3 separate regions of the Homo sapiens genome follow, and all the other regions are linked to region 3. A link is a loop called in an ENCODE intact Hi-C map of the cell type or tissue named here. Cell type or tissue: PC-3. All regions are shown on one strand. Links, peaks and the distances in the headings refer to the core of each region. The heading gives the core; the rest is flanking DNA. Region 1 holds the start of LOC124901282 (a long non-coding RNA gene). Region 2 overlaps LOC124901282 (a long non-coding RNA gene). Region 3 has its middle 55 kb from the start of CARMIL1.

Region 1 (10,767 bases), core at 3,183-5,682, 100 kb after region 3:
GGTTAAATTTAAATTACAGATTTATCAACTAATTTTCTGAATAAATATGTCTTAAATATTATAGAAATCATATTTAAAAATTCATTATCTGAAATCCATATCTAACTGAGCATCTTGTATTTTATCTCACATATATGCTGTAAAATCTTAAACTATAAGATCTTTTCTCTTTGAAATATGTAACCTTTGGTTGACTATTCTAGGGGTCAAGGATTTCAGAGTGATGTAAATTATAGATATATATTTACTACTACAGTTTTTCCTTGTATTGGCCCCAGTTGGATCTTATCCAGCTTGGCTTTTATAAAAGAGGTGTTTCTGAAGACTTCTTTATTCTGCTGTCTCTGTTCTCTAAAATGTGTCATTTTGTGACATGGAGTTTATCTTCAATTTATTAATTTTATTTCTAAAATTACCTATTGATGATTAGGCTTTATCTTCAATTTATTAATTTTATTTCTAAAATTACCTATTTATGATTAGGCTTTTTTTTAATATTTAAGTATTAGCTATTGATAGTTTTTGTTTTAACTAATTCCATTATAATTTAATATCATTATGAAAGAATACATTTAAGCCTAATAAAGATTAATTTTTATTTTTACCATTTCTTTTTTTTTTTTTTTTTTTTTTTTTTGAGACGGAGTCCCGCTGTTTAGCCCAGGCCGGATTGCAGTGGCGCAATCTCGGCTCACTGCAAGCTCCGCCTCCCAGGTTCACGCCATTCTCCTGCCTCAGCCTCCCGAGTAGCTGGGACTACAGGCGCCCGCCACCGCGCCCGGCTAATTTTTTGTATTTTTAGTAAAGACGGGGTTTCACCGTGTTAGCCAAGATGGTCTCGATCTCCTGACCTTGTGATCCGCCCGCCTCGGCCTCCCAAAGTGCTGGGATTATAGACATGAACCACCGCACCCAGCCTAAAGATTGCTTTTTAAGATTAGGAAAGAAAAAGAAGTCAGAAGAAGCCAAATTGGTACCGTAACCAGGTGGATGCCTAATGATTTCCCACAGAAACTCTCACAAAATTGCCCTTGTTTGATGAGAGAAATGAGCAAGAGGCATTTTTATGGTGTGATTCTGGTGAAGCTTTCCTGGGCATTTTTCTGCTAAACCTTTGGCTAACTTTCTCAAAACAATCTCATAATAAGTAGATGTTACCACTCTTTGTCCTTGCAAAAATTCAGCAAACAAAATGCCTTAAGCATCTCGACAAACTGTTGCCATGACCTTTGCTCTTGAGCGGTCTGGCTTTGCTGTGACTGGACCACTTCCACCTCTTGGTAGCCGTTGCTTTAATTGTGCTTTGTCTTCAGGATCATACTGGTAAGGCCATGTTTAATCTTCTGTTACAGTGCTTCGAAGAAATGCTTCAAGATCTTGATCCCACTCGTTTAAAATTTCCACTGAGAGCTCTGCTCTTGTCTGCAGCTGATCTGGATGGTTTTGGCAGCCATCAAGTGCAAAGTTTGCTCAACTTTAATTTTTCAGTCAGAATTGTGTAAGGTGAATCAATTAAGATGCCTGTGGTGTAGGCTATTGTTCGTGCTGTTAGTTGTTAGTCCTCTTCATTTGGGGCATAAACAAGATTAATTTTTTCTTTGCAAATGGATACGGATGGTCTGCCATTGCAGGCTTCAACTTGAACGTTGTCTTCTCTCTTCTTAAAATGAGTTATCTATTTGCAAACTGCTAATTTCTTTGGGGTATACATGCACATGTAAAATTTTCAAAAAGTACAAAATTAAATAGAGTAAAAACTGAATTTTCTCTCCTTCTCTGATCCCTAGTCACCAAGTTCCCACTCTAGAAGCAACTACCATTATTATTTAGTTTCTTGTGGGTCCTTCTAGGGGTATCTTTTGCATTTGTAAACTAGTACATATTTATAATATTCCCTTCCTTAGTAGCAGACTGTATACATTGTCCTCCACTTTGCTTTTTTTTCTGAATGGCTCTTGAACTTAGAAAGCAAAAGAAAGATAATATTGAATATCCCTGACAAGCAAAGTGTTGACCCAGAAGCTGCTAGTGAGACTTCAATTTCTCTTTCCCTCCCATCCATTAATAAACACAGAGATTTCTATTTTGTACCTGGGCATGAGGGAGAAAAAGGAAGGGAAATTGGGTGGTGGAGTCTGTGGTTTGTGGGGAGCTAAAAATGGGAATTGTTCTGGCCCGTAGACCAGGTTGGATTGCCCAAGCTCAGGAAAGTGGCAATCAGAAAAATAATGGCACTATTTTTAGGAGAGAGTTGGAGGATTCGTGGGAAGTAGGAGATGGCCAGAACTCGTTATCTGACAAAGAAGAGCCATTTCACGTCCTGGTGTCCACATGTGACACACAATTGGAGAGGAGGCTATTTCTTCTACCTACCCTTGGAACCTAGCAATGATGTGACATTCCTCAAACTCCTAGGCAGACAATGTGAAAGATTATAAGCCAGGGTAGGAAAAGAGGGAAAAGCAGACACCAAGCAGTTACAGATCAGGTTGTGGGCATGTGTGTAGCATGCTTCTGGGGAAGTCCCCAAAATACGTTCGGGACACTTGAAAATGTGCTAATTTCTAGTCAGCAAAACAGTTGGGGCTCTTGCCATCATCATTTGTGCATAAAGATAGACTGCAACTTTATTTTATATTGTCAATCTGGTGAGGCCTGGGAAAATTGGGTTATATGTAAAAATGGAAAATGCTAAATATACAACATATGCAATACCTTGTAACAGGATGGTGAAATGGAAGTTGAGGTTGCAAAACAACAGATGCCCATTCCAAATTGAAGTTCTGAGAAAGGATTTACAAAGAGGCTGAGAACCAGTAGATCATTCTTAAATCCCTCACCCTTATAAGGAATACTAAAGCATAGAAGGGGAGTTTGAAATATAACTTCTTAGGAAGAGTTATTTGGAAAGCTGTACTGAGAGTCCATGCCCCTTGCAGGGGCAACTTCTGAGGGATGCCGGCCCCTCTCCTTAGGCCAGAATTTAGCTGGACCACCTCTAGAGAGTCTGATATGTGTTCTCCAAGGTTAAGGGACACAGTGGGCTGGTGTCTGATTCTCCCCTGAGAAATCTCAAGGATGAAAGATTGGCCATGTAGCTGTGACAGACAAGCTGAAGGAGAAGAGGTTGTGTTAGGCACACTGGCACTCCCAGAATTCAGTGGGGCTAGAACAGTTGAGTGTTTCCTATGGATGTGATGTGGACCATGAATGGGAGGCATAAACGTAGAGTCATTCTAGGTCCAAAAGGCCTGCAGAGAAAAGTTGGATGTATTGCTACGTTGCTAGGGGCTAAGGAAAGCATAAGTAACCAGGTAGCATAGAGATACCCAGGTGCAGAGAACTTCAGGTGGGTGTTTCCAAGCAATTGGACGGATCCTCGCAATAACCCACTGAGGTATCCCTTAGAATCAGCTTTAAGCAAAAGCCAAGCCCAGATAGTGCTGCTGCTCCGTGACCAAAGGACCTTTGCTCTCTTTCTTTAACTCTCCTTTTTCCTCCAGCTCCATGTCTGGAAGGGTCAGGAACCTTGGATGAAGGCATGAGGGGAGAGGAGGAATAGAAGCATTGGGTGAGGCCAGGCATGGTGGCTCACACCTGTAATCCCAGCACTTTGGGAGGCTGAGGTGGGTGGGTCACCTGAGGTCAGGAGTTTGAGACCAGCCTGGATAACATGGTGAAACCCTGTCTCTACTACAAGTACAAGAAGTAGCTGAGCATGGTGGTAGGCACCTGTAATCCCAGCTACTTGGGAGGCTGAGACAGGAGAATCGCTTGAACCCAGTAGGCACAGAGGTTGCAGTGAGCCAAGATCACACCATTGCACTCAAGCCTATTTCTGATACACAAAGCAAAAAAAGCATGTTATAAACATTATAAATAGAATGACTCAATTATTTAAAAAATACATGCATAAGCACATGTGGGTGATATAAGAGCAGTCTTAGATTACCTGTTAAGGGAGCTGAGCTGGAAGCTTCCTGGGCTATGCCTCCAGGCTGTGGGCTTTGAATATAATACCTTTAAATTTTTTTTAGGCTCAAATTATTATAGGCATACTATATAGGCGTGACCACTGTCACCCATGTGTCTCTGTGAGACCAACACCAAATGCCTTTTTAGACAAGAGTGTGTTGCCAGCATTCTCCCAGTTCTCCTACAAACAAAGGTGTTACTTATTGAGGTATGTGTCCTTTGCCATTCACTACAAGGAAATAGAATGCTATTTTGGGAAGAGTTGCTAAGTGTTTTGACTACAAATTCATCGTCCCTCCACGTCTCAAACAGGACACCTGGACCACTAGCTATTTTCTCCAGTGAACTCCACCCTGAATCTGTTGACTTAGCCCAGAAAGCCTGCCAGCTGCCTTATTACTAGGAGCTGGTTATGTGTGCTGTACAAATACTGTTAAATTTATTTGACATAAAACTGATAATAAACATAGGTTTGGGTATAAACACTGTTAGTTTGTGTAAGTGAAAGGACAAGAGACTATGAACTTTATGAATATATAACCAAGTAATCTACAACTGCTTAGGGGCTTTTATGAAAATCTCTAAATCTTTTGATCAAGACCTTTACAGAGACACTGTAGCAAAGTGTTAAGAGCAAAGGCAATGGGGCCTTCTCACCTGGGTGCGGATCCAGGCTCCAACAGACAGTCTGGGGACACTGGGCAATTTAGTCAATCCCTTTGTGCTTTAATTTCTTCAAATGTGAAATAGAAATAATATTTTTAGTAGCCGTCTTACAAAAAACAGGTTGTTATAAAAAAATGTTTAATTTAATGCCTGTTAAATTCATGGTAGTTAGTACACAGAGCATAATTTATTTGTATATATATGTCTCAAATAATCTGCATATATCCTTGGGACTGGGACCACAGGAGCAGAAATAAGGGATTTCCCTCCCAGCAGGAAGTTGGATGCACTGGAAAATTAGATTAAGGCTACTGTTAACCATCATGCAGGCAAAAGGCAGGGCCAGAGCTGGCAGCAGGGTCAGTGGGAGGACAGGAAATAACAAATTCTGGGAATTTCAGCCTTAGCTGGAGTGAAGACACTGCCACGAAGGGAACATTTGTTAACAGAGCTCACTTTTTAGTCCAGTGCTACCAACGCTGTAGGGATTTCATACCACATTCTGAGAAAGATAAGGGCTTGATCCACCTGGGGACATGTTATCAGTGATGAGCATCTGATTTTATTATTATTATAAAAAATAATATATGTTCACAATTAAAACGTTGGAATTCAGAAAAGTAGAAGGAAGAATCTCACCTACACTTGCATCACCCAAAACATTTTAGAATGTTTTGTTCTGGTGGTTGCTGTCCTCCCTCTCCCCATCTCCTTCCTCCTTCCTTTTCTCTTTCTCCTCTTCCTCCTCTTCTTCCTCTTGGTAAGAAATAATCTGTGTACCACAAAATTTACCCTTTTAAACTGCACACATTAATCCTTTTTAAAAAAATATTCAAACGTTGTGCAACCACCACCACTATCTCATTCCAAAACATTTTCCGCCACTCCCAAAAAAACCCTGTAATGATTGTCGTCCTCATTCCCCTTTTCTCCAAGACACTGTCAACCACCAATCTTCTTTCTGTCTCTATGGATTTTCCTATTCTGAACATTTCATATATTGGAATAATACAATATGTGGCCTTTTGTGTGTGGCTTCTTTCACTTAGCATCATGTTTTCAAGATTCATCCATGTCATAGCATATATTAGTACTTCATTTACTTGACTTTTATGGCTGAATAACATTCCTTGTATGGATATACCACATTTTGGCTATGATGAATACTTTTCCTATGAATATTTATCTAATTTTTATGTGGGCATATGTTTTTTGTTCTCTTGGTTATAAACCTAGGAATGGAATTGCTGGGCTATATGGTAACTCTATGTTTAACTTTGAGGAACTGTAAAACTGTTTTCAAAAGGACTGCATCATTTTACATTCTCATTAGCAATGTATGACTCTGTTTCTCCTCATCCTCACCAAGACTTGTTATTATCTGTCTTTCTTGTTGACATCTTTTGAAGCACAAAAGTTTTAAATTTTGATGACATCTAATTTTTTTTTCTTTGGACCTTGTGCTTCTGGTATCTAAAAAAGTATATGGTTAGAATAACTAAGTCTTTTATTCTAATATACTTATTAGACTAACATACACACACATAGATAATAGTCTAAGAGAGAGTCTAAGAAATATATCTATTTCTCTCTCTCTGTCACCCAGGTTGGAGTGCAGTGGCATGATTACGGCTCACTCCAGCCTCTGCCTCCCGGGTTCAAGCAATCCTCCCAGCTTGGCCTCCCAAGTAGCTGGGACTACAGGCACATACCACCATGTCTGGCTAATTTTTGTATCTTTTTGTAGAGAGAAGGTCAGACTATGTTGACCAGGCTGGTCTCAAACTCCTGGGCTCAAGAGATCTCCCCACCTCAGCCTCCTAAAATTCTGGGATTATAGATGTGAGCTACCACGTGTAGCCAGTCTAAGAAATATTTTTTAAATTGCCTAATCCAAGGTGATGAAAATTTATTCCTATTGTTTTAAGAGTTTTATAGTTCCAGCTCTTATATTTAGGTCTTTGATTCATTTTGCGTTAATTTTTGTACATTGTGTGATGTAGGGGCCCAAATTCATTCTTTTGCATGTGGATGAATTGCAGCACCATTTTCTGACAGACTATTCTTTCCCCTATTGAATTGTTTTGGCATCTTTGTTGAAAAATCAATTGATCATAAATATAAGGGTTTATTTTTGGACTCTTTATTCCATTGATTTATATGTCTATCCTTCTGCCAGTTCCACACATTTTGATTACTGTAGCTTTGTAGTAAGTTTTTCAAATTGGGAATTGTGAATCCTTCAATTTTATTTTCTTTTTAAAGATAGTTTAGTTACTCTAGGCCAGCTTGTCTTGAGTCTTTAGGGTCAGCTTGTCAATTCCCAGGGGGTGAGGTATGGGGGGGGAAAGCAGCCAGAATTGTGATTAAAATTGTGTTGACTGTGGATTAATTTAGGGAGTATTACCATCTTATCAATACTCAGTCTTGATCCATGAACATGGAATGTCTATTAATTTATTAAGTCTTCTTTAATTTCTTTCAACAATATTTTGTAGTTCTCAGAGTATAAGTTTTATACTACTTTGATTAAATTTATTCCTAAGTATTTTATTCTTTTTGATGCTATTGTAAATGGAATTGTTTGTAAATTTTATTTAAAAATTAACGGCTAGCGTATAGAATATTGCTGATTTTCAAAATACCTTGTATCCTTTGAAGGTTTTAATAGTTTCATTTGTAGATATCTTAGGGTGTCCTATATACAAGATTGTGTCATCTGTGAATAGAGACAGTTATCTTTTTCCTTTACAAACTGGATACCTTTTATGTCATTTTCCCGTTCAGTTGCCTCCATGTAGAAATGGAGGTTTTAGCCAAGGAAACTGCTTGTCTGGTTCCTGCTTTTAGGGGGAAAACAGCTGTCAGGTTTTCTTAGATGCCTTTTTTTTTTTTTTTTTGACGGAGTCTGGCTCTGTTGCCCAGGCAGAAGTGCAGTGGCGCAATATCTGCTCACTGCAACCTCCGCCTCCCAGGTTCAAGAGATTCTCCTGCCTCAGCCTCCCAAGTAGCTGGGATTACAGGCACGTGCCACCACACCCAGCTGATTTTTGTATTTTTAGTAGAGACGGGGTTTCACCATATTGGCCAGGCTGGTTTCAAACTCCTGACCTCAAGTGATCTACCCACCTTGGCCTCCCAAAGTGCTGGGATTACAGGCATGAGCCACTACGCCTGGCCTATTAGTTTTCTGAGTGTGTTTTATGACAACAGGATGTTGGATTTTTTTCAAATGCCCTTTCTGTGTCAATTGAGATGATGATGTGGTTTCCTTCTTTGTTCTGTTAATGCAGTGTGTTACATTGAATGATTTTCAAATGTTGAATCAGCCTTGCATCTTTCAAATATTGAACCAGTGTGGCATAAAGTCCACTTGTTTTATGGCCCAAGGTAAAGTGTTCTCTGTATGTCTATTAGGTACAGTCAGTTTATGGTGTTGTTCAAGTCTTCTATTCCCTGTTAATCTTCCATCTAACTGTTCTGTTCTCTAGTTTTCTTGTTAGACTTAATTTTTCAAACAGTTATTTTATGTAAACCATTTTTGCATCTTGTGAATATTATGATATTAGACATAATGTCAGATTCTATGCACATATAATTTTATGTTCACATTAAATATTAACTAATATATTTAGCCATTTTTCTGTTAGAATTTAAGATCATCATAGTTTTATTTAAAATTAAAACTGGTATTTTTGCGTTTAAGAGCTTCTCTGTATTTGGAGTTGTTTCATAAGGTAGTTGAATTACTGGTAAAATAGTATGGCAATTAAAGCATTCACCACCAACCTTCATATACTTCAGCCTGAAGGTGGGCTTCACATGGCCCAATAGCCTCAATGTGAAAGTAATGGAAGACATATAGGAGTATATTTCTGCAATCTAGAGATAGGGTGGCACTTCTTCACTCTTTGGATAACACTTCAAAAGTACAGCTCATAGGGCAACAAAAATTTTAAATATGGACGAATATGATTTTATTAACATGAGATTTCTGCTTAATGAAGGAGACCATGGACAAAATTGAAAGACATAATGACAATTTGAGAGTTTTTTGCAATGTTTATAATCAACAAGGGATTAATATCAAGCATAGAGTAGGAAGTAATGCAAATTGACAAGAAAAAGACAGAAAAATAAAAAGGGAAGAAAGAGTATGAACTAGCATTTTACCGAATAAACCCAAAGGCTATTAAACATATGAAGATACTTACTAAGTAGTAATCAGAAAACTGCAAGTGAAGCAAGCAAGTTTCACTTTACATCATTTAGAGTAGTAAAAAGCTAGAAGCTAAGATGATGCCAAACGTCAGAGACGTAGAAGTCCTCATCCATGTGATGGGAGTGTGGCTGTTGCAGCCATTCTGAAGAGTAATCTGGCAGTAACTAGCCAGATGAGTTTTTTGTTTGTTGTTCTTGTTTCTTTTTATTTTGTTTTGTTTTTAGAGCCAGGGACTTGCTATGTTGCCCAGGTTGGACTTGAACTCTTGGGCTCAAGTGATCCTTCTATCTCAGCCTCTCTAGAAGCTGGGAGTACAGGCATGTGCCACTGTACCTGGCTTCTGATGAGGTTTATGAACATACTAGGATCCATAAATCCTGCTCTTGTTTATACCTCAAAGAAATTCTGTTGTGACAGAACCTAGGAGTCTACCCCTGGGAGAGTGAATTTGTAAAATGTGGTAGACATGAACCGTGGAATACTCAACTGCAGTTAGATGTGGGCTAGATGTACACATGGCAACATCATGGGTGTCAAAATCATAGTGTTGAGTGAAAAACAGTAAGAAACAGATTGGAGACCTAATGCCATTTATATAAATTAAAAATGCACACACACACAATATAATACATATTTTGCACAAACATTTAGAATGGCACCTTGGAGGGGAGGAAAATGAGAATGGGAACTAGAGATAAAGGGAATAAATAAATAAGATTAAAAAGAAAAGAGCTTTGCATGGATCAGATACATGTCATGAACTAGAAAGTATGACTAACACAACCCTTTCCACTTGATGTCCTAAACGAATGAATGAATGAATGAATGAGTTCATCATATGTGCCTTCTTTAATATGTATAGCATTACCATCCATTCTTTGGCACTGACAAATTTTTGCTCCCACTGACTGGTTTATGAGCGTGCCTTTTCTCCCCATACCTTACCAGCTCAGAACATTCTTAGTCTTTCAGACTGTTCTCATTTGAGGCAAAAATTGCATCTCATTGTTTTTACTTGCATTTTTCTGTCAAATATGATGCTAATATTTCACTAAATATAGTTTGGCAAAATGTGTTTGCTAAATTGTTTTGGTGTTAGAAGTTTTTCATTTTACATTTGTATCTATTCAGATTTTCCACTGGGATTATTTCCATTGCTATTAAATTTAAAAGTCCTCTCATATTTGATATTCTATTTTATACATTTTCATGGCTTGGTCGTTTTGTGTCCTTAATCAACTAGAATACTTAGAGAACTAATTGCCACAGCACCATGTTAGATGGTCCACATATTTATGATACCTTCTTTAGAATAAACAGTTAACATAATTAGGATCCACTTTTTGGCTGACCTAATGTCAATAATCAGTGATTTGATTATTATAGTTTTATGGTATATTTTTGTTCCATTTCGCCTTCATTATTCTTCCTTAAAAAAGATTTTAGGGACTACCATTTGTTTGTTTTTTCTGGATAAAATTATAACCCAAATGACCTAGATTTTATCAGCTTGTAAGGTCAAATTAATAATACTATATTCTCATGAATTTATTTATAATAGTTGGCAGATGTCACATTCTTCGTTGCATCTATGCAATTTATCTTTGTGCAAGGAGCATAGCGATCTTTATGGTAATTGCTTCAGAACGATGATTAAGAGTTACAATTGCTTCTTGGCCTTTTGGCTAAGATCAAGTGAAGAATTACAGACTTATTTTTTTCTGCATCTCTTGAAAAAGAAAAATTAAGAAGGGGTAGCTATCAGTGCAAGAGTTTCCTGAGGGTCTCCCATAATACAATTGTATTTTTCTAACGAGTTTGCTAGTATATAGGTTTGTTTGTCCTACAATGAACTTTTAAAGTTCTATATATTCCTTTAAGTATAAAATAATGACCATAATAAT
Region 2 (10,767 bases), core at 2,843-5,342, 86 kb after region 3:
ACATACATTGACTATGAAGCTGACTTCTAACTAGTTCCTAGTTTAGATCATAATTAAGCATCAGAAAATAACAGAGCCCAGGATTAGGGTGAGACAAGTGAGACCACTTTTAAGTTGTAGAAAATTTAAGGAATGTAAAAAAAATCTTGATTAAAACAAATTATTTTAACACAATATTTTTTCATTTTTTTTTTCTTTTGAGATGGAGTCTCACTCTGTCACCCAGGCTGGAGTGCAGTGGGGCGATCTCAGCTCACTGCAACCTCCGCCTCCCAGGTTCAAGCGACTTTCCTGCTTCAGCCTCCCACGTAGCTGGGACTACAGGTACCTGCCACCACACCTGGCTAATTTTTGTATTTCTAGTACAGACAGGGTTTCACCATGTAGGCCAGGTTGGTCTCGAACTCCTGACCTTAGGTGATCCGCTTGCCTTGGCCTCCCAAAGTGCTGGGATTACAGGTGTGAGCCACCACACCTGGCCAACACAATATTTTTTAAGGCCAAAATGAACGCACAAATTCCATGACAAACGAAATATCCAAAACTTAAAGACAGGATGTTATACTGCCACACTGCCATTACTTCTGAGGCAAAAAGGAAAAAGCGTGCCCCTGTATAAATGTATTTTAATGGTTATTTTCAAGAATATTAATGTATTTGAAAAAATATTGAAATGTTAAAAAGTAGGTGTATTAAAATTCATTTTAGTTTTTTTTTTTTTTTTTTCCAAAAATTGCATTCAAATGTATTTTACACTTTAGGCAGTTCTTAAGAAGGGAGAGTGCGGTTTTTTGACACTTAACATTTAAAGGTTTTATTGGCCACATTAATCTTTCTCACAAAAGTTTTAGGTTATCTATAAGTTCTTAGAATGTCAAAGAAGAGAAGAAAAACTGACTAACTTTAAGGGGCGGTGGAAGAAGCAGCAACTTGGCAATAATTCCGCAGCCAACTTCGCGTGTTCAGGCATCCTTTTTCTCCAGTAAAATTTTGTGCAACTCGTCTGCATCCTCGCTGGTTTTTACCCGAATCAACATGGTGACTGGCATGGTGGCATTCTTCTCGTCAATTGGTGGATTTGGAACACAGACGATAAGAACGTTATTCTTCCCTGTTCGCGTACATGGCATATTGGGTGGAATCAGAACATTCAGCAATATGTTGCCTAAATTGGTGTCTGCCCGCACCAAAAGCTGTGTCTTCTGATTTGCTGTAGGTTTTAAATGCAGAGTACCTATGCCTTTCTCTTTAAACTCATTGTCTTTCTTGTAAAACAGTTTACACTTTTTGGAGTAAAAAGCATCTTCTTTTACTTCGGTAACTACTACTTTGGGCGGCTCATCATTCTCTTCTTCATCTCCACCTTTGCATTCACCACTGTCACCTTCCGCTTGGCCCTCCAATGGTTTAGTGGGAAATGGTGAAGAGACTGGTTTACTCTGGGTAGTATCTTTGCCAAATAAACTGGAGTTTCCAGGGGAGAAAGAAAATCCAGTCAGGGGGACAGAGCTTAATGAGCCCAAAACAGAGCTATCAACTTTCTTGTCGAAATTAAATGAGGCACTTGTCGCTCCTAGTGATGATGGGTTCGTTTTCTTTTCAGATGCCACCTCCACCTTCTTGTCAGGTGTATCTTCAGTTTTGTTGCCATGAAACAAAAACGTTGACTCTTGCTGTAATTTTGTTGAGCCAAAAAGGGAAGGAGACTGTGTTTCAGCCGCCACTTTGTTAGATTCACTTTTAGAATTCCTGCCACTGTTCCCGTGTTGCTGTTCAATGTTTGCTAAATATTTCTCATAGTCCTTAAAGATAGGTGTCAGATCACAGAGGGGGTTTGTATTCACGTGCTTCACTATCCAATCCCGCACGGAGCAGTTCAAGGCGGCCAACTGCTTGTGATAGGCATTTCCGACACAAGCTTTACTGGAAGCAAGGCCAGAGGAGGAGGGCTGCTGAGTGTCCCCATTAGTTTTGGGATTTGAAACTTTATCAACCAAGGCGGTAGGGCCATTTGCAGCAAGAGAACCAAAGGCTACCTTGGGCTCTGCCGCTGCCTTTGCACTGGTGAAGGGAGGGGCACTGGTTATGTTGTTTCCATTCGACAGTCCTTCCAAAGGCTTCCCTCCAGCGCCACTACCAAATCCAGGAAAGCGTCCTCCTCCAGAAGGTACCACCAAACCTTTAAAACCTTTAAAGGCTCCTCCAGTGTCAGATTCGAATCCAACATTTCTGCGCTTTGCTTTCTTTATGGCTCTATTCTTCAAGACTTCCTCACTGGCCATGGAGAATGTTCCCACCTCTTAAGCTTCATCTTCTTGATCCCAATTCCTATCTGTCAGTTCCTTCTCGGCATTTCTTTTGGCCGTGTTTTCGAACCTCCTCGGCGGCCGCCGCTGCACTCGCTGGGTCTTGGGTGCGGCGAAACCCAGGGCGCAGCGGCGCAGGGGTCTGGAGCCCGCAGGGGTCGCCGGGCTGAGCGCGCTCGGCCGCTTCCGGTGCTGCGCTGCGGAACTCAGAGGACTTGGTGTTCGGCAAGCCCAGAGACTCAAACACCATGTCCATGGAGGGGGGGTCCTCACGCTGTGTTCAGCAGGGAGGCGAGAGCGCCGGTTCAGCCAGAGACCGCTGGGGGAACCGCGCCGAACACGCTCCGGGCGGCCATTTTGTAACTCGAATCTACCCCCAAAACCAATTCGAAAAAAGGCAATTCATTTTAGTTTTAATGTTTTATAGCAAAACAAGAATTTGCTACAGTTTTATTTTTCTGATTTTGATAGAAGCAAATTCATTGATATCTTTAAAAATACTTTGGGGAAAAGCTAATCATTTAAACAATACACAGAAAAGCATGTATATAGGTGCACATATTTTTTTCTTTTGCCTTCTGCTCCAATGTGACTTTCACGTGGAACTGAGGACAAAAGTGTGGTTGAGTGAACCTGTTCTACATGGTTGTGATATAAGTTGAAATCTAACAGAGAACTTTGGCTATATGAATTCATTCAATGGAACAACAAAAATCTAGAGAGGTTTGCCTTTTAAACTCTTAGACTAATTATTCCAGGAATTGCCTCAGTGCTTATGTTAGCTTGGTGTCAGATATCTGTACTCGTAAGAACAAAGTCAAAAGAGAAGTCATGAAATTTAGAATGGCTTCTTCCTGTCAAATACATTTAGAACATATTTTTGGAATAATTTCAAGTCCATTGGGAACACAATTACTAGGAATTTGGGACAGAGGTGACAATGAGAATCTGCTTTGAGAAAGTAGATCATAATATTACAGAGCTATGCCTTCATCAGTTTAAAATTGGAAGTGGTTTCTCTGTTATTTTCTACCCTGGAGTGTTCTTAAAATTATTTTTATCTCCTTTAAGAAATTTGCAGCGCTTCTAAAAATGAAACTGAAAGTGCCACAAATATGCTTGTGCTCCAAATCAGTTTTAAGTTAACATGCAAAGAGAATTTTGGCTACTTTTTGTTTGGAGTCAAATATAAAACTAAACAACATGTGCCCAGATTTCCTACCATGGATTTGCAAAAGCTATTTTGAAACCTTTCTTGGCAGAAATCATATTCTGTTATGATTCAGTGTTGCACTGTAAACAGAGTGTTTAGAAATTGGGGTTTGAGAAGTGTAACGGCTAGTTTCCTTAAAAGAAAAAAAAGATTCAAATGCTTGGTTTGCGGCTGGAGCTTTTTGTAAATTAATCAAATTGAGTGCAGTGGGAGGGGTGATTCATTAAGTAGAGAGCTAGTGAAGACATATCCTGTGAAAGGCAGTGGGCTAAGTGGTAGGGGGAGAAGGAAGATACAGAGTGCTTTCAAAAGTGCCTAAATGTAAGTCAACAGGGCAGTGTGCCAATTACAGTGTTATAATGTTCTACAGAAGAGGGATGTACACCAAGAATGCCAGCCTGGACCTCTGGTGTGTCTTGGAAGACTTAACCAGGAAGGGGACGATTCGTTTCTATTTGACCCAAGACTGATGCTGCGTGGTGAAGGAGAGGAACTGCGTTCCAGGCAGAGGAAGTCCAGATGCGCAAGAGCAGAGATGGGAGGGACAGCACAGTGGCTTCTCAGAATTGAATATGGTGTTAGACTTCTAAAAGAGCTGTGGTAGAGGGAGAAAACTGTCAAAGGAAATCAGTAACTGTTAAAGGAAAATACCTTAAACGTCCTGTTTTCAGGCTGACTAATGCCTTAGGGGAGCAAATGAGCAACAGAAACGATATGAGCAACTGCTGTTCTTTCAAAATACCCAGGCAGAGGAACCGGCAGACGATGGGCAGGCAAGTAAGAGGGCTATTAGTTCCCTAGAAAAGTGGAGAGGCATATTTAACAAGTAAGAAGTATATTTACATTCATATCAGGGTGGGGAGAAATGCATCCTCAGGTAGCCACTAAACCTGGGTACTTGGAACGCAAGGGGCTTACAAAATATTTTAGGGAAAAGGGGTTTTGAGCTGTCAGTTTGAAATGATTGTCTCTTAAAACCTAACATTATTAACCTTCCCCCTCAAAATGTTTGCCTTTTCATAGCATCGAACAAACAACTGAGATCCTGTTGTGCCTATCACCTGTTGAAGTTGCCAGTCTTAAGGAAGGAATCAATTTCTTTCGCAATAAGAGCACTGGCAAAGACTACGTCTTGTACAAGAATAAGAGCCGACTGAGGGCATGCAAGAATATGTGCAAGCACCAAGGAGGCCTGTTCATAAAAGATATCGAGGATTTAGCCGGAAGGTACCAAGAGTCCTTTGCTTTCTCTCACTGGTGACCTTTCTTGCAATTAGATTTGGCAGGAAATGTGTTCATCTAGAAATTTTAAATGAACCAATAAGCAAATTACTTCCCCTAGAAAATTTTACTCTTGCGTGTTTAGGCCATTTCTCTGATCTAAAAGTTGTATGTTCTATTTAATTTTCCTCTCTCTTATAAGAACTCTAATTTAAAATTTATTCCTGACTTGATAAATAGTAAAACCTCTCTGGGGTATGTGTGTGTGTGTGTGTGTGTGTGTGTGTGTGTGTGTGTGTGTGTGTGTTTGGGTGTGCATAGGTAAAGCACACATTTACCTGGTTTGGTATTCAAAGACCCAAGCCTCCTATGGGTCTCCTTCCTCTCTCTCCCATAAGTGTGTGTGTGTGTGTGTGTGTGCATGCTCCTGTGTGTGTGCATGTGTGTATAGGAGGGCTCTTTTCCAAAGCCTGCTGGACAGCAGATAGAATTTTCCCGGGAGGCTAGTTGTGATTACTAAACAAAAATAGCAGGGCCCCGACTGTTCCTGCCCTGAACAGTGACTCTTCTGACCATTTCCTAGAACTGATATTGTTGCCAACTTCCCTCCCATCCCCTCCCCTCCTCTACTGTCCCTTCCCCTTCTCTCCCTTCTGTATAGATCACCTCTCCCCAGTGCAGCAGCAATACCAGGACAGGATTGTTTTGTTAGTTTTTTTCTCAATGACTGCCAAAGAAATAGCAACATGGCCTGGCAGAGTCAGATAGCGCTCTTGGGCATGTGTTTTGTCAGTCTAATTCTCAACACCAGTAACTCTGTGAGTGTTTACCCCACCTTTCAAGCTTTGCTTTAGCCTAATTTGCCCTATGTGGCTTTAGTCACTTGGTATTAGGCTTTTTTCTTCCACTGTGTTGTCAATCTTATTTCTCAGGTCATTTAGGGGTAGTTTAGTGCTGGTGCATTCAGAATAAGAGCTGAGTAGTTGTCCACGAGTTACCTGTTACCCAAATCTAGAATGCTGTCTAACGTTCACACAGATTTACTTTGCTCTGTACCTAGTATCAAGGCCCAGCCCCTCATGTTATTTGATTTTTAAATGCTAACTAACCACTATGAATCCTGAAGACCTGACACAGGTCTCAGTTAATTTAGAAAGTTTATTTTGCCAAGGTTGAAGACGTGCACCCAGGACACAGCCTCAGGAGGTCCTGACAACATGTGCCCAAGGTGGTCAGAGCACAGTTTGGTTTTATACATTTTAGGGAGATATAAGACATCAATCAACACATGTAAGATGAACATTAGTTCGGTCTGGAAAGGTGCAGGGAGGGGGCTTCCAGGTCATAGGTAGATAAGAGACAAATGGTTGCATTTTTTTTGAGTTTCTAATTAGCCTCTCCACAGAAGGCAATGATATATGCATTTATCTTGGTGAGCAGAGGGATAACTTTGAACAGAATGGGAGGCAGGTTTACCCTAAGCAGTTCCCCACTTGAAGTTTTCCTTTAGTTTAGTGATTTGAGGGGCCCAAAATACTTTCACATTTCCCCCCTTTTCTTTTTAAAAATCTGTTGGAGAACGCATTTTAGAAGAAAATGAGTCTCTGGCCTCAGGTTTCGTCTGATCTCTCATGGCTAGGATGGTTTATTCCTAGATAGGTAGGTCCTGAGTTATTAGGAAAGCTCCTTTTTAGAAGGTTGTGAAGTCTCATGTCCTGTGAAGAGAAAATAGGGGGAGGACAACAACAAACAAAAGAACAATTCTGGAAAATAGATATATGCCACATTACTCTGAAGTCCATACATCAGTAGGCAGGTATGAAAGTGGCTTATGTATGTAAATAGGTCGCTGCTATTTTCTTCTGAAGCTCAAGTTGTTTAGCTTCATTTCACAGGGCTTTATGAAAGCACATCTTAGTTTCCAGTGACTCCAAATTTGGAAAAATGGAGGAAAAAAAGAAGGAAAAAAATTGAAAACATTATTTTGAAGACATGTAGCTAAGAAAAATTAGAATTCAGTCCAAACTGTAGAAAATAATAAAAATTGAAAAACATTACACAAGACTAGAATCTAACAATAGATGTACTATAGTTTTTGAAACATAATTTTTCTCTCTCCCCTTTCCCATTTTTATGAAAGACAAATCATGGCAGGACTGGTTTTCCTTATTATACTTGGCCTAATTCTTTGTATACAGTGCAGCAAGAATAATTATTTTTTATATAAGCTTTTAAATTGGCTTTGATGGAACTTTTTCCACAGAAGGAATCTCAGAGAAGACTTTTTTAAAGCACAGCCCAGCCATGGATTTGTACCATGAAATACCTATGAGTTGGGTGAATTCCTCTCCTTTTGAGCTCCTAACAAAAACCTGGGGCTCCTGGGCCTGTCAGTAAGTGACCTTTTTTACTTACCACAGGTCAGGAACCCTGTACAGGGACTGTGGAGACAAAGGTATGAGGCTAGTTTTTCCAAGGGACTTTTTATTGGCTCCATAAGTCAAGTTTAATTCTTTAAAGGAAAGCACACTATTTCAGTCAAAGCCTTGGTAAAATAACCAGTTTCTTCAAATGTGTGCTGTTACAAATGAAAACAGATTCTTATTGCACTTATGCAAATAACTGTATTGTCATAAGTAAAGAATACTCACAAATAGATTCCAAATTCTGTAGAAATCAGGTAGTTTTAAAAACAAATATGCTCCAAATTTTGTTCAAAGGAGTATACTCCATTGTTAAAAAGCTGTAAATAGCTTAAAAGTTTCTTGATTTTGAAAAACAAATTATCAGCAACATTTTAAGCAAAAAGTTAAAAAAGATTACTTCAAACTTCTATTAGTTTAGTCCATGCAGTTAATTCTTGTTCTGCTTGATATTCATGAACATTTCAGCTCTCCATGAGTCCTCGAAGTTTTTTCTCTATTTTGATGTCACAGTCTCCAGAGCTATCAGAAACATGCATTCAAGAACACCTGTTAAGAGTTTTATAGCTGATTATAAAACTACCTCTGAAAAGGACCAAAAAAAGATGACAATTGTCTGTGAATAATGAAAAGTTTTAGGGCAGCCATAGTCAGACATTCTGTTACCTCTGTAGCACACAATAATTTAACATAAAAATTATAATTATTACTGATAACATACAGTGTGTCATATCAGAATAATAGGAGTTTCCCATAATTTTGGAATACATACCAATAACATATTTATACAAATACAGCCCAAAGAAAACCAAACACCATTTCATATTGGACAATGCTTCCTGTATAATTTTCATACCAAAAAAGCCAAATATGTCACTTTTGGACTTTAGGGAACCCATTAATACCATCTTAAAGGACTAATTAGTTCAGAAAAAGACATAATGTATAATTTGATTTCAGAAAGTTTGTCAAATATCAAAGGTTTTAAACACTTAATATCACAAAATAGGATTACAGGTCATTGTAAAATAAGTCATTCATTTAGCCAAAGTGATAAGGATTTCAAAACAAAAGGGCAAAAACCTTCATTCTTTGAGAGAGAAGACTTAATTTTCTAAACATTAAGCCCTAATAAAAAAACAGCATGAAGCCAATTAGTTTTCCAAAATTTTATAAACAATCCATAAAGGTTTAATCTTGATCATAAGATATATCTTCCATGAGCCTTTTATATCTTTGTAACCTTTATTAAGGAGTTGGTTAATGTTTTAAGAAAACCTTGTTAATTTGACATGGGTTGATATGCTGGTCTTGCATCAGTGTGCCTTTGACATTAATGGTTAATTTATAGAGAAACTGAACTCATTTTATCTCTAAAAATTAACTTTGTGATCTCACAAGCCCACCTCTTCTGCAATAGCCCCTGGGCCTTGAGGAGTTAAATGCCTTTAATTTCTGGCCCTGCGTCTCAGGAATGCAGTTTATTTTGATTGGCATCTTCTAGGGGGCCTGGAGATGAGGTTTTAATTGCTGTCAGTGTTTGAGATTTAGCAGGACTTGGTGTTCTTTTTAGACCCAAGAGTCAAAGCCCTGTAACTCAATGTCACAAGGACTTTAAAAGCACATACAGGAAGATACAAGAATGTAATAACCTTAATTAAAAAAACATTTTACATCTCAGTTTTTCCTAAGGAAACCAAACTTAATAATAATGGCATGGGAGTTATTTTGATAAATGTAAAATCTGTTAGGCCAGTTACCAAAAGGCAAAAGAAAATACCTTCTGCAGTGCACAGAATATTATGTTGGAAGAAAACAATTCCTTTAGACCTTTAAAGAAATGTTGTTAGCATCAGGCCACCAAAAAAAGAAACTGAGCAGGGAAAAAAACTTATATGAGCTGAAAATTAGTTGAAGGGGAGTGTTACTATTTCACACTTTTTAAAAGAGGAGAGAAAACCAAAACCAGCGAGATGTAATATAAGTGTATAAGTGGCATTTTTTTTAACATCAAACCCAACCTCTAGAAAGACCATTATTATTTCCCTTTAATCATAGGCAACTTGATCATATAAAAGTTTTTGTTTTGTTTTGTTTTTTATAAATCTTCTTCTTGTGACTTATACAGATTGTTCATGACATGCTTGGGCTTTCTGGTTTGTCTTGAACTAACTTCCTTCCTTCCTTTCTCTCTCTCTCTTTCTTTTTCTTTCTTTCCTTTGTTTTTTTTGAGATGGAGTCTCACTTTGTTGCCCAGGCTGGAGTGCAATGGCACGATCTCAGCTCACTGCAACCTCCGCCTCCCGGGTTCAAGTGATTCTCCTACCTCAGCCTCCTGAGTAGCTGGGATTACAGGTGCACACCACCATGCCTGGCTAATTTTTGTACTTTTAGTAGAAGCAGGGTTTCGCCATGTTGGCCAAACTAGTCGCGAACTCCTGACCTCAGGGGATCCACCCGCCTTGGCCTCTCAAAGTGCTGGGATTACAGGCTTGAGCCACTGCACCTGGCTGAACATCCTTCTTTCTTAAACAGTCATTTTACTCTAGGACTAAATTTACCATACAAGATTCTTTCTCATATGGAATTATTTCTCTTTAAGCTTTCTTACCGAAAAAAGCTCTTTATTTTTATAACTTGCTTTACATGTCTTTTATTTCTTGGTTCCTTTTACCTTGTTTTGTACATGCCCTTTAAATAAGCTTTGAATTAGACAAAAAGTGTTCACCTTTTTTAAAAGGACATACTGCTTTTTTTTTTTAGAAAGAATGTTTTCCTACAAATATATTTTTATTGGAAAATGCCCAAATAATGAAATATCTATTATTTAATATAACTTTAGATTCTAAATTATAATGAGTTTGTCTACAAGTATTTATCCTATTACATTTACCTAATTATTTTAATCATTTACCTAGATCACTTGTAAAAACTGCGATTGTCATTATTTGAAGTTATGGAATTGCCATTGCAAAATTATAACTGAGACAGTGAAAAAGATTTGACCTAACTGACTCCATCCTGCTCTTGCTTCTAACCTCCAAGCTGTTCTTGTTCATTTCTGGTTGTAGGTAGGCCAAACTAATTTTGGGAGGAACTTAGTTTATAGTTTAGCTTTGAAACAAAGATAGTAACAGTCCTTTCCCAAAACAAACTTTACTGCTCGTGAACTAGACTGCCTAAAGCCACAAGATTAGAAGTTATGGTAATCTTACTAAATTCAAGATGTTGCTATTTTAATTAAACTAATATCAGTGTCTTATTTATGAAAGATTACACAAGTAAAGATCATTCTGTCTTGGGCTGAATTTATAGTTTTGTAACCCCTGTGCCAAAGTTTGACACCTTATAGTATTTGGCAGGGATAATAACTATGAAACTGCTTGATTAATAAATGTAAACAAAAAATGTATGCTGGCAATTCTTAAGACATTCCTAATATTACTTTACGAATAATTTTTAAAGCTAGCTTATTTATTAAAAATTTTACTTAAGTTATGTAAAGTTGAAAAAGCATTTTACTAGTCTTTTCTTCTCTCCTGATAATGTATTTATTTATGTATTTATTTATTTATTTATTTATTTTTTAGTTAGAGTTTCGCTC
Region 3 (10,767 bases), core at 5,045-7,544:
CAGTGTGCTGGCCTGTGGAAACTGAAGAACTATAAATATGCTCCAATTCACATCAGTCTGGTGTTTCTGAAGTTGCCCTGTTTCTACGTTTCAAATCCCATGTGGTTTTTTTCATTTAGAATATAATTCCAGATACCAATTATTTTATCTGATTTCATAAATCCCAGTAACTTCTTTTTCTGTCTATTTGGCCTGTTTCTTCCTTCATTCCAGACATAGTTATCTAATGACTTAGTTATCTAATGACCACAGGGTGTGGTTTTACAATCAAGTCCAGTTCTTGCATCTGTGCCTGAGTTTGGGGGCCTGTAGGACTTGCAATTTTAATTGGTGGCAAGGAAGTATGCAGTTCATGCATGTGGCTTGAATAATAAGATTTTGCTCTCCTTTTTCTCATATAATATCTAAGTAACTGTCTTTCTTGCTATTGTAGCTTTCTCCAGGCCAATCTGTCACTCTGTGGTTTCTGGTTTTGCTCTTCATTCTCCCAAGAATCACTGTAGCATTTAAGAAACTTTACTGAAGACTTGAAAATAAGGTCAAAGACCTGCAATGCAGAAAGGAAAGTCTGTGCCTGAGTTGTCCTCAGATCCCATTGCTCCTGAAACCTTTCAGTCATGGCCTTTTCATAGGACGATCCCTGGTCATCCTTCTACCCACCTTCTCCCACTCCCACCAGTGTCTCCAAGTTACTGGCTGTCTTAGTTTGTTTCAGCTGCTGTACCAAAAATACCATAAGCTAGGTGGCTTGTAAACAACTTTTACTCCTCACAGTGCTGGAGGCTGGGAAGTCCAAGATCAGGGCACTGATGAATTCAGTGTCTAGTGAGGGCCTGCTTCCTGGTTTGTAGACAGCCATCATCTTGCTGTGTTCTCCAATGGGAGAAGGGACAAGGCAACTCTCTGGGATCTCTTGTAAGAAGGATACTGATTCCACTCATGATAGTTCTGCCCTAATGACCTAACCATCTCCCAAAAGCCCCACCTCCTAATACATCACCCTGGTAGTTAGGTTTCAACGTAAGAATTTTGAGGGGACATTCAGACCATAGCACTGGGTCGGCCTCCCACTTGAACAAACAGTTCCCTTGACTCTCTCCATCATAAAGCCCACAACTCCATCATTATTTCTTAGCTATAGCCGTAGGAGAATTGGAGTTAAGCTCACGATAATCTCTAGGCACAGGGCCAGAATGAGAGTAAGGCAATGATGCATGAGGCCACAAGTTTTAACGGAACACCAAAAGAGTTAACAATTAAGAGCAATAATATGTTAATGCAATATTTTAAAAATTAAAATTAATGCTAAAATCGATAATAAAATAGCAATAGTTTAAATAAAAACAGGCTGTTTGTTTTGCAACTCTGCATTTTTGTGCAATAAAGCATAGTTGTTGATTAGCTCAAGGTTCCTGAGCCCACAGAGCTAGGCGGGTTGATAAGGGGTGATGATGGTGTGTGAACAGATTGGACAATATAATGCTTTATATTTAGTCATATTTTTGAATGGCAGAACTTTTACTTTTTCTATTTGGTTCAAAATATGGGGGAGGGTACTTTGTGTGTATGTGTGTGTGTATATATATATACACACAAGATTTTGCTCTCCTTTTTCTCATATAATATCTAAGTAACTGTCTTTCTTGCTATTGTGTGTGTGTATATATATATATATAGCTACTATATATATATACAGCTACTATATATATGTGTATATATATATATAGCTACTATATATATGTGTGTGTGTGTGTGTGTATATATATATATATATATATATATATATATATACAGGGGTACATATTTATCCTTTTGCCTCAGGCTCCAACATGACATTGCACACCAGTGTTCTATCCACAATGAGAGGAGGTTTTTATATTATCATCAGAGCAGGATTCTGGGCCTGTTATGCACAATTAAAATCTATTAGTGTCCCCTCCACCTGCAAAAGAAGTCTTCCCCCAAAATGGAGTCTGCCACCTTTATAGTAATATAAATTATGCAGCTTTTCAAAAATTGTGAAAAACACATATTTACAATCTTAACCATTTCTAAGTGTAATGTGTAATGTTAAGTACATTCACATTATTGTGCAACCAATCTCCAGAATACTTTTCATCTTACAAAACTGAAACTGCCCACCAAACAACTCCCCATTCTCTCATCCCCACAACCATTCTACTTGGCACTGGCAATACCATTCTACTTTCTATCTCTATGAATTTGACTACTTTAGGATGCTCACATAAGTGGAGTCATACAGTGTTTGCCCTTTGACTGGCTTATTTAACTTAGCATAATGGCTTCAAGGTTCATCCATGTTGCAGCAAGTATCAGAATTTCTTTCCTTTTCAAGGTTGAATAATCCATTGTATATACCATATTTTGTTCATTCCTCCATCAATGGACATTTGGGTGGTTTACACCTTTTGGCAATCGTGAATAGTGCTACTAGGAACACAGGTGTACAAATATCTCTTCACTGGCAGCTTTTGAAGATCACAGAATCATATCTCACAAAATCCATTCCACCAATGATTACTTGTGAATTGGATTTCTGCTCTGCACTCTTTGTGGTAAGAGGAATTTTCTGCAAGCTTCTGGCTCTTTGGTGGCAAAAGCCATTCCTAGATTGAAGTGCAGAAGTCATTAGAATCTTTAACACTCCACCTGACTTGCAACTGTGGTTACTCTTTAATCATTTCTTGCCCACTTCCATGAAGGCTACACTTTCCTATACAACATCATATTTAATCTTTCTTTATAACAAATCTGTGACATTGATGTTATAATTCCCATTTTATAGTCAAAGAAACTGAGTCTCAGGGAAGATAAGTGACTTACCTAGTTAATAACCCATTGGGACCTAACATATAAGGATCTAGTAAGTACAAATAAGCTAGCACTGTCCACATAGACTGTGAGTTTTGCTAAATCTATAAATCTTTCTATTTGAGCAAAATAAATGTAAGAAGTTTTCAGAATTCATAACTCTACTTACCAATTTCCAAAAGGGGCAGTTTCCAAATTATTTTATATAGAAGGAGATGCTACAGCCTTCCTTAGGCACTCAATCTAGTGACCTATGACTAACATACCTCTGGGAGGAAAAAATCATCTTAATACAGATTAGTTTAATAAGACAATAAGACAGCCTGATACAGAAATTAAAACTAGGGTATGGAGGTTAAAGTTTGGCATATTGGCTTCTGCACTGACAGACATTTTACTTTCATGCTATTCTGATGGTCCTTGCCTAATGACCACAGAGCGTGTGTGTGTGTGTGTGTGTGTGTGTGTGTGTGTGTGTGTGTATGTATGTATGTATGTGTCTGTCTGTCTATCAGTGCTATCTAACAGTTTTCTGCAATGATGGAAATACTTTTTGATTGTCCAATGAAGTAGCCACTAGTCACATGTGGCAACTGAGCACTTGAGTGGTGACTAGTATAAAAGGGAAAATCAAATTTTTAATTTTATTTAATTAATTTATATTTAAACAACCACATGTAGTTATAACAACAGAATATTGGACAACGTGGGGGCTATAGAATGGGTGTAACAATGTTGTATTTCAGTTCTTCTACCAGTTCTTCGGATTCGTTTTCTTGAACAGAGTCCAAGATGGAATATTTTACCATGAATTCTGGGTTGGAATAGGTAGGATTACAGTGAAACTCTAGCATTTAGTCACATGAATAAAAGCTGAATGAGGACAAAGCATTTCAAAGAAGGATCATATGTCTACAGAGAAAGATAATCTGGCCCAATAAACCAGGTAAATTGTGTGTTTTGGAACGCTCTAGTGTATTTTATTGCTAACGCCCATTTAGTGAATGGATTGATTTTCCTGTTAGAATGTAGTGGGAACATAATCTGAATGCCTTTGACTCTGAAGCCTACTGCAGCTAACAAGAACATCATTTGTATTTCATTGGCCCAGACAGATTATGATTAATGGTTGGATGAACACATTTTCAGTTGAATTTATGTAGCACAGTGCTTCCCATAATTTTTTTCCTGTCAAGGAACTATTTTATGTTAAATTACACAAATATAGTTTTATTTTTATAACATTACTTCCTTCTATCTCTGAACACCTGCACCTTCTCTCACAATGTTAACCTCTCTCTTTGTATTGCAATTTGGCTTCTGTATCTACTCTGTTCTTTTTTCCCACCTTCCCCCGCCCCCTGAGACAAAGTCTCACTCTGTGGCCCAGGCTGGAGTGCAGTGGTGCAATCTTGGCTCACTGCAGCCCCGACCTCCCAAGCTCAAGTGATCCTCCCACCTCAGCCTTTGGGTTGCTGGGACCACAGATGCACACCACCATGCCTAGCTAATTTCTTGTATTTTTAGTGGAGACAAGATTTCGCTATTTTGCCCAGGCTGGTCTTGAACTCCTGGGCTCAAGCAATTCTTCTGCCTCAGCTCCCTAAAGTGCTAGGATTGCTGGTGTGAGCCACCATACCCAGCTTGTTTCTTTTATTCTCAGAATATTCTTAATATTCTCAAGAACATTCTTGGCCTCCCTTCCCTGCCATTTATAATGTTTCCTCCCTTGGTTTCTTTATTTTCCTTCATTCACACTCTGATTGCACCATTCAGTTTGACTCAATTGTAGTCAAATTCAACTCACAGGCTTGTTAACCCTAGTTTGGTGAACATCATAAGTCTTTCAGATGCTGGTTGGAAATGCACCTCCTCAATCCCTAACACTGACATTTAAGCAGCAGAAAGAAGAGGAGCAGCCCATGGTGAAGGCAACTGGAAAGGTCAGAGACCCAAGGAGAGATAAGATGAAAGTTATCAGTGGTGCCTAATGAAGAAGAACTGTTCTGTGAGACAAGGACTGAGAATGTTCCTCATGAGGACATCATTGATGACCTTGGTGAGAACAGTCAGCAGAAGTTTGAGAAATTATTGGGAGGTGCTGAAGCTGCCACAAGTACAGACCAAGCTTCTGAGAGAGTTGGATGATGACAGAAGGAGAAAGTGAAAAAGGGCTCAGGGTAGAGAGGCTTTTGTTTAGGATGGGAGAAGCTAGAGCAAGCCAATGTCAGCTGGGGCCTCCCTGGCTCTGTGAGATGTTGGTCCATCTTTGTAAACCTGGTCCAAAGCCACAGTCCAAGATTCCTTTTATGATTTCCCTAAATTTCTGAGGCTTGCTCCCTCATGCTTCTCTTTGTGTCCCCTGCCACATCTGTACCTGTGGTTTCAGATCCATCTTGTGGCACCACAGTGCGAATCTCAGCCTTCTCGCCAGTTTCTACACAAACACTCATGTTAATGGTAATCTATTGAGTTAACAATTTAACAAGGAACTTTAAGGTAGTTTGGAGGTGCTCCTGGAGAGGGGTTATACGCCCAACCACACTGCCCTCTGCCATCCTGCTGGCTCCTCCTCCGTTTTTCCCAACTTCCTCCTCCTTTAGAGCAAGGAATTACTTTTCTTGTCTAGAACTGAGTGATCAACCCAGAGTCAAGGTCTCGCCTTCAACCTCAATGGGCTTATCCATGAATTTTTCTAAGAAATCTCCAAAAGGAATTTTCATGCCATTTGCTAAGAGAATTCGATTCTCCTCTAATATGTCCTCTTGTCATATTAGCATTCGGGGGTGGGGGCGGGGCAAACAGTTTATGTAGACACAGAAATTGATGCATGTGGTGAAATGCTGGGAGACACCTGGAGGGGAGAGGAGGGCAGCTGTTCTATTTCTTGTGATTGGTGGGACAGGAAGCAAGAATGAGTGAAAATGAAGATAAACCTGTATGGGGGCAGGATGTGTATGGGGGTGGGATGGAAGAGTGAAGATTTGAGGGTTTGTGGGCTCAGTAGTCTCTGTGGGGGCAAGATCACTTGCTGACAGGGGATGGACAGAACTGAAGGTATGAGATTCTCGCTATAGAGAGGAGTGAGGGAAGGAGAAGGGATGAGGGGAGAGATGCTGTTTTTAGATAAGGAGAAGTATTGACAAGATGAATGGAGTATTCTTCTGAAATCGGAAAGTATACCTTTGTGAAGATACCAGTTCCCACGGTTGTACTTCTCTCTAGAAGCCCCAAATCACTAAGATATAGAAGCAGAGAAGGGGGATTTCAGGATTAATCTGGGGTTGGAGCTTGCAGAGCAGGACAGTGTGAGTTCTAGTGCTTTATTCTGAAGTCCTGGTGAAAAAGGGAAAATTGAGTAGGAAGAAGCCTGCCCATTAGCACTGGGTTGACATTCAGCTCCACTCTGGACCATGTTACCTTGGTGATAATGAAAGTGGAAGGAGGGATGCTTTTCTGCCAATTTTATCTAAGCGTCTTGGGCAGTTTTAATTTAAACGTATGATACTACCTCCATTTTTTCCTGGTATGATTCCTTTCATTTAATTAGGCTCTATTGGTGGAAAGTAGTTGATCTTTGATGACGTTGTTATCTCCTGAACATTATTATATCTCCCGCTCTGGTTTACAGGTTTTTCCTGACTCTTCTCTTCTGCATTACAGCTCAGGACTGCCACCCAGTGGCCTGTTAGCATAGAGCTCTGGAAATGCTGATTTTTTTCTTTAATACAGCCACAGAATAAGACAATAAGAAAATATTTGCTTCCTTGTTGGGGAAAGTAAAATGCAGAACTTCCTATTTACCAGCCAAACAAAAGAAGAATGCATTCTCTCAGGACCTCAGGGACTGTCAGAAAATAAGAAAAGCTTTTTTGACCTTAGTAACCTTTGACATGGTTCTCTGAGACCAAGTGTGTTTAGCCAGGAATTTATACTAAACAGGGAATGGAATGAAAGCAGGATCAGGATTTTGAAGAAAAATACCTCTCAAATTGGGGAGAGTTAGGCAAAGAGATTCTGAATGTAAAGTCATTTGGGGAAGACATAGGCCCTTGGATAAAGCATACTTTTTTTGTTTTCCTATTTTACTTTCTTCCTCACCCTTTAACACATGGAAGATGGGTCCCTGTGTCCTCCAGGTCTGATAGGAGTTGTCAGACTGCCGTTGTTTGAGTTACTTTATTTATTTGGAATTTCTGGATGTGAGAAGCTATGGAAGCCAAGTTCAGATTCAGCCATTCTAATTCTCTTATAAGATATCCTCTGTGAAACAGTGGTGTACATTTCAGTTTTGTTTTTGTAAAAATTGAGTATCAAAATTTTAAAATCCTACATGTTTTATTATCAAAAGATCACTTACAGGCATAAACTCTAGTATAATTTTTAATTTTTTGAATTGTAGATTGTCTTTTTCTTTTTTATCATAGACACTCTGAAAGCTAATTGGGATGACAGAGAAGAAAAAGAGAAAAGAAAGAATCTCGAATAAGAGGCCCAGTGGCCTCACTAGAAGGATGAGAAGATAAGACTTGCTCTAGAGGAGGAAAAATGGCAGCTTCCTTGCCCACTAAGGGGAGACACAGAGACCCTTGAATGCAATGTAGAGTGTCCTTCCTTAGCCCTTATAGCGGTTCTTCAAAGTTGCAACTGTTCCTACAAATGTTATTTACAGCCTGGGACTTCATTAAGCCAGAATATTTCCCTGAACACTACTAGAGATGTGCTCTGTAATATTAGCAAGGTCTTGCTGATACCAAGGGAGGGAAAGTAGGTGAATATCTGTGCATGGCTCTGGAGGCATACCTAGGGCAGTGTGGGTGGAGTGCCAGGCTCTGTTAAGGATTCCCAGTGGGTCAGCCACAAGCATATGGAGTGATGGCTCCTGAACAAAGACTGGGCAGAAAAGTGGGCAGAAGGGAATGCCAGAAATTGGAGACAGAGATAAGATACTAAACACAAACTTTTCCACTTCCTAATTTTGTCTAAGATAAGAAGATTCTAAAAACAAACTTTTCCACTTTCTCATTTTGTCTAAGTCCAGCCCTGCTTGCATCCAATGGAAGATAAAAGATTAAAACTAGAGATTATTTTCAACAAGCATGAATTGAGGACCTACTATAATTGGTTTATTGAGCAATCTTGCTTCACTGGACAATGAAAGTAGGAAGACATTATTTTTTCCTGTCATTGCTTTTACCTGGGCTCTGCAAAATATCCTTTTCCTGACACTTAATGAAATCTTGGGGAGATTTAATAATGTCAGGATCAGTTTGGTTATTAAACATCATTTTGTTTAAAACTCCAATCATATCCTATTCAAGTTTCAAATATTACCTTACCTCACTCCTGCTCCAGGTACTAGGTCACAAAGAAAGTCTTTAAAGTCAAAATGTTTAAGAATCTAAGTTATATGAACCATATTATCTGGCTATATTGTAATAATCATATAAGAAATAAGAGACTTAACTTACCTATACTGTTATAGGTTAAAAAAAATTGTGAGTCATTTACATTAACAGTGAAGAAGGGAAACATTGATATTTTCTTTTCATAAAAACACCACACTACTTCTTTTAGCATCTGAGATAGAAACAGAAGCTAATAAATAGGGAAAGAGTTTTTGATTTTTAACTTTGTATTTGATATACTAAAATAGCAGCCCATAAGTTCAAACCCCATGTGTTTCATTTTTATTCTGATATAATAATTTGAATAGAGAAAATTCTTAAAGTATCTTAAATGCTCATTTTTCCCTCAAATATCTCATATAACATGGTGCTCAGAATAAGGTGAAATGCAATATGTTGCTGTTTGTAGCAGCACGGTTTCTATTTTAATGGCTGATGATTTAAAATTTTATTTTAAAATTTATATATGCATATATCTATATTAAAATATAAGATTATTTTATATTTTATTTTAAAATCATCTTCTAAGATCAAAAACAATTTGGTTTGAAATGACAGTACAAGGAATGTGCATCAGTGCCTCCATGTCAACCTGCTGACACTGAACGTTCAGTTTTATTCTGCAACCTTCTGCAAGCTAATTTATACAGCATCCAAAGCTAAGGCGAAAATCAGGCCTGGAGTTAGAACTCACTGGATGTCAATCTGGTTTCTGATGGATAACAGAGGCTGAGGACATAAAATAGTCCGAGTGTTATTTATGCTATTCAGCTAGATATGTTTCATTGAAAGCAACTTGTTTTAAAATGTCTATGAGCTTGGAGTTGTATTTATATTGCATCAGATCCACAAAGGTGTGCAGTTTCTGGCTGGCACTGATCTGTTGACATGTCCTTGGCATAACACACTTGAAAAGTTACAACAGACTGCTTTTTTCTCCATGTTGTTGGTTTTCAGAAACTTATAAATAACTGACCAAATCTTCTAAATTAGAAGTAGTTGGATACTAGCAATGGTTCAAAACTTCCTACAGGGAAGTCCAACTGAGTATACTTGGAATGTTGTTGTGACACAGCCTGAATACAGGCACTAAGTTTCTGTATATGAGGCCTAGCATTAAACTCAGATTTGTAGGGAAAGTCTGATTCATGGCATGGAAATTGGAAAACACCTTATACTGTTGTAGGTCTTGCTGGGAATATCTGCAAGGCATGGCCTGATTAGAACTCCAATCTGTAAGCTGCCATTTACTTGCTATGCCTCATTTTATGACCCAGTTGCTGCTACTTCATCTCATGAATTTGTTGGTGCTAAAGCTATTGGGGTGGTTATAACTACCCTGTAGCTTGAGTTGAGAACCAAGGAATGTTACTGCTTATGACCTGAATACACGACGGTAGACTTGTAAAATAATCTTGGATATAAGTTAGGATTTTATCTGTTATGCCTAGTAGATAAAATCCTTACCAGAAAGTCAGATCTGAAGTTCCTCATTCTGCTGATTGTATTTGATATCTTCAAAATCAATGTTTAAGTTTTTCCTAGTCTTGTATTAGGTCATTATTATTATTATGTGGAAGGAAACTTGCAGGATCTCCACAAAGTGTCAGGTTCATTTGCTGAGATGGATCAATAGATTCATGTTTGAAGACATTGCCTTTTTGCATTTGGCACAATATTATCTTGCTGATTACTGGCTTCACTCATAGATGCATTTAAAAAGCTCTTTCAAAGGGTGCAGTATTTGAAACAGGATAAAACGCCCAGACTCATTTTGTTGCATCATAGCCCTCAGAAGGGAAGTAGGATTAATGGAATCCTTATTTTGAGCTAATTTGGTAGCAGAGTATTTTCCAGTAGTGCTACTATTAGTCCTCATTAGTAAGAGTTCCATCATGACAGGGAAAGGGCTGATTATCTCATCCATCACGGCTTCTCCAGCAGTAAACATAATAAAAGATAATTTCTATTTTATTTTTATAAATGCTCTGTTCCTTCTTCATTTCAGAGATGTCTTGAGTTGCACTGATACAATCTAGCCTGCCATTTTAAAAACAAAGGTTGTGTTTAACTGAACCCAGGTCCATTGCTTTTTTTTTCTTTTTTTGGTAGAAAGCCTGTATATGTTCAGGCCTGTTTCTTCAGGCTTACTCATCTGAACACAGTTTTTGACTCAACAAAGTGTATTAGCAGCCAGATCCCCCATGCACACAATTTTGCTTCAGCATATCCCAGAACAACTTTTCTTTTTGGCATCCCAAACTGTAGGTGTAAAATCTAGTTTGTGTTTAGTTTTAGAGTTGTTTTTTGTTTGTTTGTTTTTTGTTTGTTTGTTTTTTGTTTGTTTTTTGTTTGTTTTTTGTTTGTTTGTTTTTGGTGTAGGTTTCAATATGAATGGAGGTTTAGGTATGGCTGGATCAACTACTGTACAAAAGCCAAGGGAAGTGGAAGATTCATCTTTGCCTTTCTTGTCTGTCCATTAGGATACTTTAACCACTCTTGGGAATTTATGGCCAGGAAGTCTATT

Evidence for each region. A loop is a pair of places that touch in the nucleus more often than their neighbours do. Peaks named below come from ENCODE experiments on the same cell type or tissue, not always from the same donor. Only the 100,000 strongest peaks of a DNase experiment are listed, where the experiment ranks them.
Region 1: it touches region 3 in a loop (2.4-fold over the local background); 6 of 110 quality-filtered maps call a loop at or near these places.
Region 2: it touches region 3 in a loop (4-fold over the local background); 6 of 110 quality-filtered maps call a loop at or near these places.

Annotation. Positions count from the first base shown.
Region 1 is chr6:25,116,398-25,127,164 of GRCh38, reverse strand. It overlaps LOC124901282 (a long non-coding RNA gene), which reads right to left and starts at 5,476. Exons shown (of 3, transcript XR_007059515.1): 1 at 5,281-5,476; 2 at 4,633-4,708. It also overlaps the pseudogene CMAHP. In PC-3, for the core only: no CTCF peak of the experiment used is centred there; no DNase peak of the experiment used is centred there.
Region 2 is chr6:25,131,599-25,142,365 of GRCh38, reverse strand. LOC124901282 (a long non-coding RNA gene) reads right to left here. Exons shown (of 3, transcript XR_007059515.1): 3 at 7,175-7,712. It also overlaps the pseudogene CMAHP and the pseudogene NUP50P2. Among named protein-coding and RNA genes, the nearest start is that of CARMIL1, 140 kb to the left of the region's middle. RefSeq lists enhancers at 3,561-3,680, 3,791-4,020, 4,061-4,110. In PC-3, for the core only: no CTCF peak of the experiment used is centred there; a DNase peak (open chromatin) is centred at 3,985; H3K4me3 peaks cover 1,544 bases.
Region 3 is chr6:25,219,399-25,230,165 of GRCh38, reverse strand. It overlaps the pseudogene LOC100533655. Among named protein-coding and RNA genes, the nearest start is that of CARMIL1, 55 kb to the left of the region's middle. In PC-3, for the core only: a CTCF peak has its summit at 6,519 (motif pointing left); a DNase peak (open chromatin) is centred at 6,505; H3K4me3 peaks cover 449 bases.